Linked DNA regions of Homo sapiens: region 1 is linked to region 2. A link is an interaction called in ENCODE POLR2A ChIA-PET data of the cell type or tissue named here. Cell type or tissue: A673. All regions are shown on one strand. Each heading gives the region's core, and the rest is flanking DNA. Links, peaks and the distances in the headings are about the cores only.

Region 1 (5,971 bases), core at 2,178-4,677, 140 kb before region 2:
CAAGCTGCCACTCCATATAAATTAGTGATCATGTGTAAACAGATAATCCTTACATTTACAAACCAGCAAATTCATTTAATATAAGGGGGATGGAAAGGAAAAAGTAAAGAGATATTGAGGAAACAATAACAGGAAGTATCATAGATAAAGAGAGAAACTGAAAAACTGAAGATACACAAGAAGGCCAAATGCAATGTGTTCATTAAACCACCTCTTCCAAAGACAGAGGCCAGAACTTTGAATAAATAGATGCTGAAGAGATTCTTTGAAAAAATGATTATAGGTTCAATGTTAAAGTGAATGGAAAGGTTGCCAATATCTCCAAAACCAATGTTTTTCACCCTGCCGCCTATAACATAGTATTTCTTCAGTATTCTGATTGCTATTCATGAAGACAATTTAGTTGGTTGTGATCAGCTTTACTGAAATTAGAGAGGGGAAGGGAGAAGAGGGGAAAGGTGAGGAAGGGAGGAGAGGAATGCCCAAACATGGTCTCCACGTGCATCTTGGCTTTCACAGACCACAGTGGCCTCAGAATCATCAAATTTCTTATGAGATAGTTTAGAGACACAAGCCTGAAGAGTCAACAAAATTAAATAGGCCAGGTTATACAACCATGAGAATGTCCATGAGGAGTAGACTAGATAAGTAAATACATGGAGCCAAATTTATAATATAGAACAGCAATGCAAATCAACAAAATTGAGCTTTCTGCATCAATATAATAAAGAGGAATGGATCCTAGTGAAGGAAAAAAAGAGCAAGGCACACAATAATACACTATGATTTCACATATATGAATTTCAGAAACAGGACAAACTGAATCATACTGTTCATGGATACATATGTACATATACCTATAAAGAAAAAAAACTAGAAAATGATTTTAATAAAAGTTCAGATAATGGAGAGAAGGAGAGTACAAAGGGAATAGTATCTGGATGTCCAGGACACTAAGCAGACATTTTTTAAAAAATAAACTTTATCATATTTTTAAGAAAAACACATTGTTTGTTTTTGTTTTTTGTTTCTTTCTTTGAGACAGAGTCTCACATTGCCACCCAGGCTGGAGTGCAGTGGCAGGATCTTGGCTCACTGCAGCCTCCACCTCCCAGGTTCAAGAGATTCTCCCACCTCAGTCTCCTGAGTAGCTGTAATCCCCACCACCATGCCCAGCTAATTTTTTTGTATTATTAGTAGAGACAGAGTTTCACCATGTTGGCCAGGCTGATCTTGAACTCCTGACCTCAAGTGATCCGCCCACCTCAGCCTCCCAAAGTGCTGGGATTACAGGCGTGAGCCACCGTGCGCAGCTCTAGAAAGATGTTGTTTGTTAAAAAAGAAATCCATGCTGACAGTAGAAATTTTGAAAACACATAAAGGTTTAGATACAATAATAAAAATAATTTGTATTTCCACCACTATGGAGACTCTCTATATCACAGTTTGGTGTTTTGCATTGTTTCTTTTTACCACCTATGAAAAGTATTCTTTTTTTTTTTTTTTTTTTTTTGAGACGGAGTCTTGCTCTGTCACCCAGGCTGCAGTGCAGTGGCGTGATCTCCGCTCACTGCAAGCTCCGACTCCTGGGTTCACGCCATTCTCCTGCCTCAGCCTCCCGAGTAGCTGGGACTACAGGTGCCCGCCACCACGCCCGGCTAATTTTTTGTATTTTTAGTAGAGACGGGGTTTCACCGTGTTAGCCAGGATGGTCTTGATCTCCTGTCCTCGTGATCCGCCCGCCTCGGCCTCCCAAAGTGCTGGGATTACAGGCGTGAGCCACCACGCCCGTCGGAAAGTATTCTAACATGGCAAAATCCTAAGAGAATTATTTTTGCAAAAAATTGTGAAAAAAAGTTGCAAATAGAGTATACAATGTTTCTTATTTTCAGCAACTGTTTTCCTGTAATGTTAATGTTTTACATAACCATATACAATGATCAGAAATAGGAAGTAGACATTGGTAAAATATTAACTAAACTTCTGACCCATTCAAATATCACACATCTTCCCCCTAATGTTCTTTTTCTGTGTCAGAATCCTATTCTGGATCCCCCACTGAATTTAGTCACTGCTTGTTTCTTAGACTCTTTAAGTCTGTATTAGTTCTGCTGTCTGTTCTTATATTTATGATGTTCACACTTCTGAAGAGTGCTGATGAGTTATTTTGAAGAATATCCCTTGATGATTGTCCTTTTTTTTCCACTGGAGTGAGTTTCTGGGTTTTTGACAGGAAATACTACCAAAATGATAAAATGTCCTTCTCAATGCAATGAGTTTATGAAACACATATGCCTTGTTGCTTTGTGATGTTTACTTTACTTAGTTAAGGTGGTGATTGCTAGGATTCTTCAATGTAAACTTACTATCTTTTCCTTTGTAGTTGATAAGGTAACTTGGAGAAACAAATCATGCGTCTTAAAATTTGCCCACTAATTTTAGCATCCATTGATGGATTTTATGTGAAACAAGATCACTATATTCTTTGCCGGCCGGGCGCGGTGGCTCAAGCCTGTAATCCCAGCACTTTGGGAGGCCGAGGCGGGCGGATCACGAGGTCAGGATATCGAGACCATCCTGGCTAACACGGTGAAACCCCGTCTCTACTAAAAATACAAAAAATTAGCCGGGCATGGTGGTGGGCACCTGTAGTCCCAGCTACTCGGGAGGCTGAGGCAGGACAATGGCGTGAAACCGGGAGGCGGAGCTTGCAGTGAGCCAAGATCACATCACTGCACTCCAGCCTGGGCGACAGAGCGAGACTGCGTCTCAAAAAACAAAGAAACAAATATTGTTTGCCTAATGATCATTTTCTGTTTCCCTCCTGCCTACTACATTTACTAATTGGAATTATATTGTAAGGAAGAATTATCCCTTCTTTTTATTTATAAACATAAGTTAAAATCCAATATTTTTAATTTTTTTTTTAAGACAAGGTCTTGCTCTGTTGCCCAGGCTGGAGTGAGCGGTGCAATCACAGCTTACTGAAGCCTCGAAATCCTGGGTTCAAGGGATCCTTCTACCTCAGCCTTCCACGTAGCTAGTACTACAAGTGCAAACTACCACACCTGGCTAATTTTTTTTTTTTTTTTTACAAGGTTCATTTTAGCTAAATATTCTTTTTCCACCAGTGAGAACACTGACTGTCATTATATACAAATAGATAATTTTACTTATTTGCTTAATAGTAATGTGCACATAAAGTAGTTTCAGAATTGATAAACTATATTAATAACAAACACTTTTGCTAAATTATAGTATATACTATACTAATCCATATATATTAGATTACAGTGTGTATGTATATGTATATATGATTGATTTTTTTGTCTTTAGCCTTAAAGTATCCAAGTAAATTTTTTTTTTTTTTTTTTTTTTGAGATGGAGTCTTGCTCTATCACTCAGGCTGGAGTGCAGTGACGTGATCTCGGCTCACTGCAACCTCTGCCTCACGGGTTCAAGTGATTCTCTTGCCTCAGCCTCCCAAGTAGCTGGGATTACAGGTGCATGCCAAAACAGCTGGCTGATTTTTTTATTTTTAGTAGAGACTGAGTTTCACCATGTTGGCCAGGCTGGTCTTGAACTCCTGAACTCAGGTGATCTGCCTGCCTTGGCCTTCCAAAGTGTTGGGATTACAGGTGTAAGCCACCGTGCCTGCCCAGGGAGTATGCAATTAGTATTGTATTCCAATGTTACTTAGGTTAACTTTTATCTTCTTCCCTCCCTTAAATGTTACTATGTTATTAAGTTAATACAGCTTGGTTTATTTGTTTCATTCCTTGTATTCCATTTTGTATCCCCCATTTCTATCAGTTTTAATCGTTTGTTTAATAGTTTATTTTGCTGGCATATGAAACATTACTATAGTTGTAAGGGTCACTTATATGAAAAGGTATAGTCAAAAAAGTGTCATTCCCTTCTTATCCTTACTGTTTTTTCCCATTCCCCCTTCTTTCCACCTGTTTCTTTCTCATCCACCTCCCATAGGTAGTCAATGATTTTTAGTTTTTGGTTTAGTTTTCTATATTTCTTTTGCACAAATGAATAGAAAATTGTCTGTTTTCTTATACTCCCTTCTTTCTCAGCAAAGGTCATTATATTAAGTATATTCTTTTGGACTTTGCCTTATCACTTAAATGTATATCCTGGAATTGATACTAGTTCATAGAGATCTTAGTCATTTTTGTAGCTGCATATTACTGCACTGTGTAAATGCATCCTACTTTATCCAACCACTCTCTTATGTGGGGCATTAAAGTTTTTTGAAATATTTTATAATTCCAAACATTGCTGTGATGAATAACCATGGGTGTGCAAACCACAGTGTTAATTATTGACTTAAGTAAAAAGGAAACAATGTTGAAGATACTATATAGTCCATCTGTCTAGCATAAAGCACCTCTTTTCCAAACTCTATCTTTAATGAAACAATCATGGTAACATCATATTAAAATACAGAAATTCAGAATTAAGCTCTTTGACTGCAGAACTGTGAGGTAAAAGCAACCAAGCACAATCTTCTCTTTTATTTCAACTTTTCTGCAAATCACATTGTTCCCCTTAGTTCATAGTCATATTTGTAGCTGCATATTACTGCTATCATGTCCAAAATAAAAACAATTAGAGTGTCCCCCATTTTCCACCACTCAGGGTACCTTAGAGACTTTAAAAATGTCAATGATATCAAATTACTTTCTTAGCTCATTAAAGAATAACATACTTGATAATATTTTATGACTATAAAAGCTCAAGAAATTGCACAAGGAAGACATACTGTGGACATGTGAACAGGCACAGTAGAAATGTCTTTTACTAAGGGGCCTAACACACCAAGATTTGTGTATATAACTAAAACTACATGCAACGAAAACTGGTATTTTATATTCTATTCTATTTCACTAAAAAGAGAAATATTTTGTCCTTGACAACTAAACTGATTTCACAACTTTTCATGCTTGTTCAGACCTGTAGTTTGAGAAAACACTGTTTAATAAGCATACATGCTTTGAAGTAAAACCAACGTGTGCTGGAATCTGCAATGTACCTCTTACCAACAGTTTTCTCAAGAGAACTTGTTAACCTCTGCATGTCCATTTCCTACTTTGTAAAGTAGAAATACTATCCATAACAGAGGATTGTTACACTGACTAAGTAAGAATGCAGGTAACTCAGGCTGCAGCCCAGTTGTGGGGGAAAAAAAATTTCAGATAGCATGTAGTACAGTAGCCAACAAATGGGAAGGATGACTATCATTAAAAATGATAAAATGGATAAGGAATGTAGATGCTGTACTAGAGGATTCAAGTAGTCCATAAGCAGCCAAGGTTCAGTCTACCTTCTGTGGTTGGAAAATAATGACTCATTGGATGCTTAACTTTAGTTACTCTCCTTTCTCCTTCTTCAGCCCACTATAGTGGCCAGCCAGGTGTGAATCAAAGGAAGTCAAGATTGGACTAATGCTGTCCCCGTCTTTCCAATATATGGTCATATTCAGCATGGATATCTTTTCTAAGATCTCACAGACACGCCCAGAAATCCCTGGGAGAACTCACGTGACAGGAAGCACATTTGCCCTATTGGTCATCTCTAGTGAGTTCAGCAGAGTTGCCAAACTTGGCTCGGCATAAGAGTGGCATGAGAAAACTGATAAATATTCAGATTCTGAGGACCTACTGAAGAGTTATTATGTCAGAATAATCTTGAGCAAGGCCTCAGAATCTATGTTTAAAACACATGCATGACTGGGTGGTTCATACCTGTAATCCCAGCAGTTTGGGAGGCCGAGGCGGGTGGATCACCTGATATCAGGAGTTGGAGACCAGCCTGACCAACATGGTGAAACCCTGTCTCTACTAAAAATACAAAAATTAGCTGGGTGTGGTGGCGGGCACCTGTAATCCCAGCTACTTGGGCGGCTGAGACAGGAGAATCGCTTGAACCCGGGAAGTGGACTTTGCAGTGAGCAGAAATC
Region 2 (5,971 bases), core at 1,728-4,227:
GGGGTTAGGAACATATGCCCGACATGTTTTTGCTTCTACACAGGGGAAACATACCACACAGGACACTACAGCTAGTATGGCCAAGAACATTGATTCAGGGGTTTTTGCCTGACCCTGGCACTCCAGCATTTTCTCAGCTTCCTGCATGGTTTTCTTGATCTGTCCCCATGTTATGAGGGTGGATGTCAATGTGACTCCAGTCGGCCCTTGTTCCATCTTTGCATTCAGATTCAACTGGCCTATGGCTTGTACTGGGGGAACCGGGCCCATGGTTGCGATCCACGGATCCCTCCAGTCTCCCGTTCCATGGTTGCACGTACCTGGAGGGCACCTACACAGTTTGTCCATCTCCTGTAAAAACACAAGCATACCCTCATCCCCACATCAGCAAATCCACTGGGCCTTTCCTTTGTCCTTCTTCTGGGGATTTCCATAACACCTTTGGATAAACTTGCCTCTTTCCCTCTAACACTTGCCAATGTTGTTCTGCTAGAGTCTTACCATCCATACCAGGCATCAAAAAATTTAAAGTAAACAAGACTAAATGTAATTTTGTTTAAGGTGGTAGCTGGTCTCCTATTCCCCCTTTTTTTCTCAACATACGCTGTAGTGTTTGATGTGCCCGCTCTATAATGCCTTGTCCTTGGGGATTGTAAGGAATTCCTGTTTTATGAATGATTGCCCATAACTGTAAAAAATTTTGAAAAGCATGACTAACATAAGCAGGTCCATTGTCAGTTTTTAATTGTTTAGAGACCCCCATATGGGCAAATGACGACAAACAATGCCATTGGACATGGCCAGCAGTTTCCCCTGTTTGACATGTGGCATGTAACATATTGGAGTAGGTGTCTATAGTCACATGAACATAGCTAAGTTTGCCAAAGGCTGCTGTATGTGCAACATCCATCTGCCAGATTTCATTTGGAGCCAAGCCTCGTGGGTCGCATCCTTCCACGGGTGCAACACCAGGGACATGCTGACAAGTGGAGCAGGCTTGCACAATAGCTTGAGCTTGACTGCAAGGCAGATGAAACATATGAGTAAGGGCAGAGGTGTTTTGATGCAGTAATGCATGGGAAGCTTGGGCTTGTTGGAATACAGAACCAATTAATTTATCTGCTTTATCATTACCTTGAGATAGTGGTCCAGGAAGTTGCGTATGAGAGCGAATAGGAGCAGCACAAGAGAGAATAGCTTGCTGAAGTCTTAGAAACAAATTAAGCAGCTCTGGTTCTAGGGTGCCCTTAATAGTGGCAGTCTCAATGCAACTAGCTGCATTTACAACATAGGCTGAATCACAAACAATATTAATAGGAGATAAAGCCGTGAGCTCTAAAACCTGAATAACTGCGATTAACTCTGAGCATTGAGCTGAAACTCCAGAGATCTTTATTGTTTGAGTATGTTTAGTTGCATAAATAGCTGTGCGGCCTTTGTAAGAGCCATTGGTAAAATATGTCTTTCCACCTGGAATGGGCTTGTGATGGGTAATTACAGGGAGGATAAAAGGGTGAACTTTATAAAATTGCAAAATCTTGTCTGATGGATAATGGTTATCTATTATTCCCACAAAATCTGCAAAAGCAATTTGCCATGCAGTCGACATTTCCCATGCTGCGGCCTGTTGTTGGGAATCCAAGGGAACAATAATTTTATCAGGATCATATCCCGTAAGCATTTTTTACCTGTGCCTACCTATTGTTATAAGTTGAGTAATTAAAGAAAGATAAACTTGCAAAGATTTCACTGTCAGATTGAATAAAAAAAAAAAAAGCCTTTATATTACCATTACAGATTTGTCTATGAATTGGCCTAAAAATCCTGATGGAGAATGGGGGGTAGGAAGAATAAACAAAAGCAAAGGCTTTTGTGGCTGTAGCCGGGAGGCATGTTGTTGCTGAAGGATCTGTTCTACACGCTGTCACTCAGCTTCTGCCTCGTTAGTAAGTTGCCGAGGAGAATCTAATGAAGAATCTCTTTGGAGGGTTTGATAAAGGTGTGTGAGTTGGTAGATGGCAATACCTAGCATCAGGCACAGCCAATTGATATCCCCTAATAATTGTTGGAAGTCATTCAGAGTTTGTACCCTCTCCCTACAGAGAGTTACTTTCTGAGGCCGAACACTTCTTCCAGTAACAATAGTACCTAAGTACTGGTATGGGGAGGTTGTTTGCACCTTTTCAGGAGCTATTTTGAGATTCCATGCAGTCAAGACTCATTTTATTTCCCTGAATAACTGATGTAACATTTGATCTGTAGGAGCGGCCAAAAGAATATCATCCATATAATGAATGATGTAGGCATTGGGAAATATATTGCGAGGCTCCTTTAAAGCTTTTCCTACAAAATGCTGACATAACATAGGACTGTTGAGCATGCCTTGGGCTAAAACTTTCCACTGAGAGCGAGAGACAGGCTCTCTTTGATTAATAGAAGGCACAGAGAAGGCAAATTGAGGCTTATCCTTTTTGTGTAATGGTATATTAAAAAAAAAACTCTTTAAGACCTATTACTACAAGAGTCCAATCTCTTGGAATGGCTGCTGAGGATGACAGACCTTGCTGTAATGCACCCACTGGTTTAATCTGTGCATTTAATAGCTCTCAAATCATGTAGCAGTTGCCATTTTCCTGACATTTTTGGATCACAAATACAGGTGAATTCCAGGGGCTGACTATTCTGTATGTTCTGCTTCCAGTTGCTCTCTCACTAGCTGATGGAGTTGCATCAGTTTCTCCTGTGATAGGGGCCATTGATCCACCCACACAGGTTTGTCAGTCAGCCACTCTAGCGGCAAAGCAGTGGGTGGAGGAGAAATACCAATGACCCCCACCAAAAATCCTGATGACCTAGCCCTTTTCTGTTTTGTCCAGTTATTGATATTGGATCAGGGTTTCCCTGCAGGGGCTTTCCTAAGCCTTTTCCACTCTGAATCCCATTTTCTTTAACATTTTAAATCCTGGATTATCAATAGTTTCCTTTTTAAGTCTCATGTCCCATGCTGTCAGTAAATCTCGGCCCCATAGATTAACAGCTATATTTGCAACATAAGGTTGAAAAGTACATGACTGTCCATGTGGTCTGAGACAGGATAAAATCTCAGCACTCCACTGAACACTTTGAGCTTTCCTAGTCCCACTAAGGATGTAGAAGTTAATTGCAGGGGTCAAGATGGTGGGCCAATAGTGTTTGGATATTACTAACACATCAGCTCCCGTATCCATAAGCCCATAGAACTTCTTTCCTTTAATTTGCACTGTACAGGTGGGTCGATTAAATGCTATGGGTTGTGATAGATAAATTTACCGCCTAGTTGTACTTCCAAATCCTTGATTCCCTCGTTTTTCCTTTCATGGGGAAGGGTGCAACTTGCAGGGAATAAGCAATAGTTGAGCAGTATATTCTCCCAGTTCAAAAACCCAAAGATCTTGTGACATTACTACTACTTGAATTTCTCCTTCATAATCACAGTGAACAACTCCGGGGACCATGGTAATGCCCTGTAAGTTAAGACGGCTTTTGCCCAAAATTAATCCCATATATCCTGTTGGCAAAGGTCCCCAAATACCAGTGGGAATCTTCGTGGGTTTGTCTCCTCCAACAAATGTAACCCGTTCTCTGACTGGAAGATCTAATCCTGTGCTTCTGGGTGTTCCTGGGGAGAGGGAATCAATGTTCTTCTGGGAACCCATCCCTGAAATGGGGCTGTGGCCTGGATGGGGAATGCCCTCATTGTTTGAGGGGCCCGGATCCAGGCCCCCTTCTCGTTTCCCGACAGGGGGGTGCTATTCTGATGAAATTTTGAGCGGCATTGATTAACCCAATGATTTCCTTTATTACAACGAGTGAAAAGTCCTGGCATTTTTTCTGTCTGGGGGAACTGCATTATAAGATCCTCTCTGCCCAGAGGTCTGATGGCATTCTTTTTTGAAATGTCCAATTTTTCCACAATTATAACATTTTCCTACTTTAGGGCTTGACCCTTGGCCCTTTCTAGATTTGTTACTACTAAATTAGCCATTGCTTGAGCCAACATTGTAGAATGATGGAGTTCAGTTCCCACATCCTGACAGGCTTTGAGAAATTTTCCTAAGATCTTTGCAGACCTCACAGGTGCCAGAGCACGTTTACAATCTGCACTTGCATTTTCAAAAGCTAGAGTCAAAGTAAGCATTTCTGCAGCAGCGGTATGAGGAATCTGATGCCTCACTGCCTCTTGTAATTGTACAACAAAATGTGCATAGGACTCCTGCGACCCTTGCATAACTTGTAGAAAAGATTGTACTGGGACTCCTTGCTCTGGAATGGTGTCCCAGGCGCGTTTAGCAGCCAAGGCAGACTGCTTGTAAGCAGTGCCTGGGAGTGTCAATTGTCGCAGCAGATCTGAATAAGGGCCATTACCCAGTTGCATATCCTCTGTAATGTCCCCGTGTCCAGCAGCACGATTCTGTCTAGTCTGGTCTGCACACAGTTCTAGCCAGTTTAAATTCCATGTCAGATATGCACTACCAGACAAACAAGTGTGAGCCAAATGCTTTATATCAAAGGCTGGAAGGCACATAGCACCGAGTACAGATTCTAGCAATCCTAAAGTAAATGGGCTCTGTATTCCATTATTAACTACACTAGCTTTTAATTCCTTCAACAACTTAAACTCTACCGGGGTGTGTTCATAAGTAAACTGCTGTGGATTATTCAGATTGGGCCTTACGGAAATAGGAAAAGCGCAAGGTCCTAGGGGCTCTCCAGCTATGGCAGCAGCGCAGAGAATTCTTTGTGTTGGGGTCTCTTTCTGCTACTGAAGGAGGCGGTATAGATGTTTCTGCTATTGGGGGGATGGTACAGGCCAATTTTCGTCCTTTCCTGTTTATCATTTTCTTTTCTTTTCTTTTTTTTTTTTTTTTGAGACAGAGTCTCGCTCTGTCACCCAGGTTGGAGTGCAGTGGCACGATCTCAGCTCACTGCAAGCTCCGCCTCCCGGGTTCACGCCATTCTCCTGCCTCAGCCTCCCAAGTAGCTGGGACTACAGGCACCCACCACCACGCCTGGCTAATTTCCTTGCATTTTTAGTAGAGATGGGGTTTCACTGTGTTAGCCAGGATGGTCTCAAATCTCCTGACCTCACGATGCGCCCACCTCGGCCTCCCAAAGTACTGGGATTACAGGCGTGAGCCACTGTGCCTGGCCTCCTGTTTATCATTTTCAATGCATGCTGTGGGTGAGACAAAAGATTCTTTCAATTTTTGAGATTCAGAACATGGCTCCTGTGGTCCAGCAGAATAAGAAGGGGACAATGGCAGAAGGACAGTACAGACTAAACCCCAGAGAAAACAGAAGGATCAACTTTGAGACCTTTTTGATGAGCCCGTTTTAATCTGTCTCCTACTGGGTCCCAATTTTCCACATTGAGGGTGCCTGTCTGTGGAAACCATGGGTTATGCATAATAAACTCCTGCAGAAGCTTAGTTAGTGTTTGAGAGCTAACCTGAGCATTAAGCAACTGCACATAATGTTGCTCCTCCATAGACAAATTCTGCCCCATGTTACCCTGATTCAGAAACTTCCCGCTCCCAGTACCTCCTCAGGGCACTGACTTTATATCCTCCTCTGGCTGACTCGTCCTGGGGTTCCTCGTTCATCTGATCAGTTTCACTTTCTCTGCTCCAGCAGACCTTCTTCATTCAAGTCTCTGTTTGGGTGCCATTGTGGCTGTTACTGTAGGACTAAACGAAGGAGGACAAATGCAGAAATGAAGACAAAGACAAAAGAATTTGTTTAAAAGAAGGGGTCAGAGGGCTCCTTGCTTCTAGAGAACAAGGGCCCTGAGCTTCTACAGCCCTTCATATTTATTACGTGGAGTGAACAGGGAGGAAGGGGTAACTGTTGGTCAGCTACTTGATTTATCACAGGCTCACATGATTGCTTTCTTTGTTCAACAGACTCCAGATGTTCCTATAGATAACCTTAA

The links. ChIA-PET counts read pairs that join two places held together with the same protein. Peaks named below come from ENCODE experiments on the same cell type or tissue, not always from the same donor. Only the 100,000 strongest peaks of a DNase experiment are listed, where the experiment ranks them.
Region 1: POLR2A ChIA-PET joins it to region 2 with 5 read pairs; 23 of 35 experiments call an interaction of 5 or more read pairs at or near these places.

What each region holds. Positions count from the first base shown.
Region 1 is chr6:26,147,438-26,153,408 of GRCh38, forward strand. No RefSeq gene overlaps it. Among named protein-coding and RNA genes, the nearest start is that of H1-4, 5.9 kb to the right of the region's middle. In A673, for the core only: no CTCF peak of the experiment used is centred there; no DNase peak of the experiment used is centred there; H3K27ac peaks cover 391 bases.
Region 2 is chr6:26,290,129-26,296,099 of GRCh38, forward strand. It overlaps LOC124901287 (a long non-coding RNA gene), which reads left to right. Exons shown (of 2, transcript XR_007059520.1): 2 at 5,943-5,971. Among named protein-coding and RNA genes, the nearest start is that of TRR-TCG4-1, 6.6 kb to the right of the region's middle. RefSeq lists a cis regulatory region at 5,628-5,971 and enhancers at 5,668-5,717, 5,813-5,971. In A673, for the core only: no CTCF peak of the experiment used is centred there; no DNase peak of the experiment used is centred there.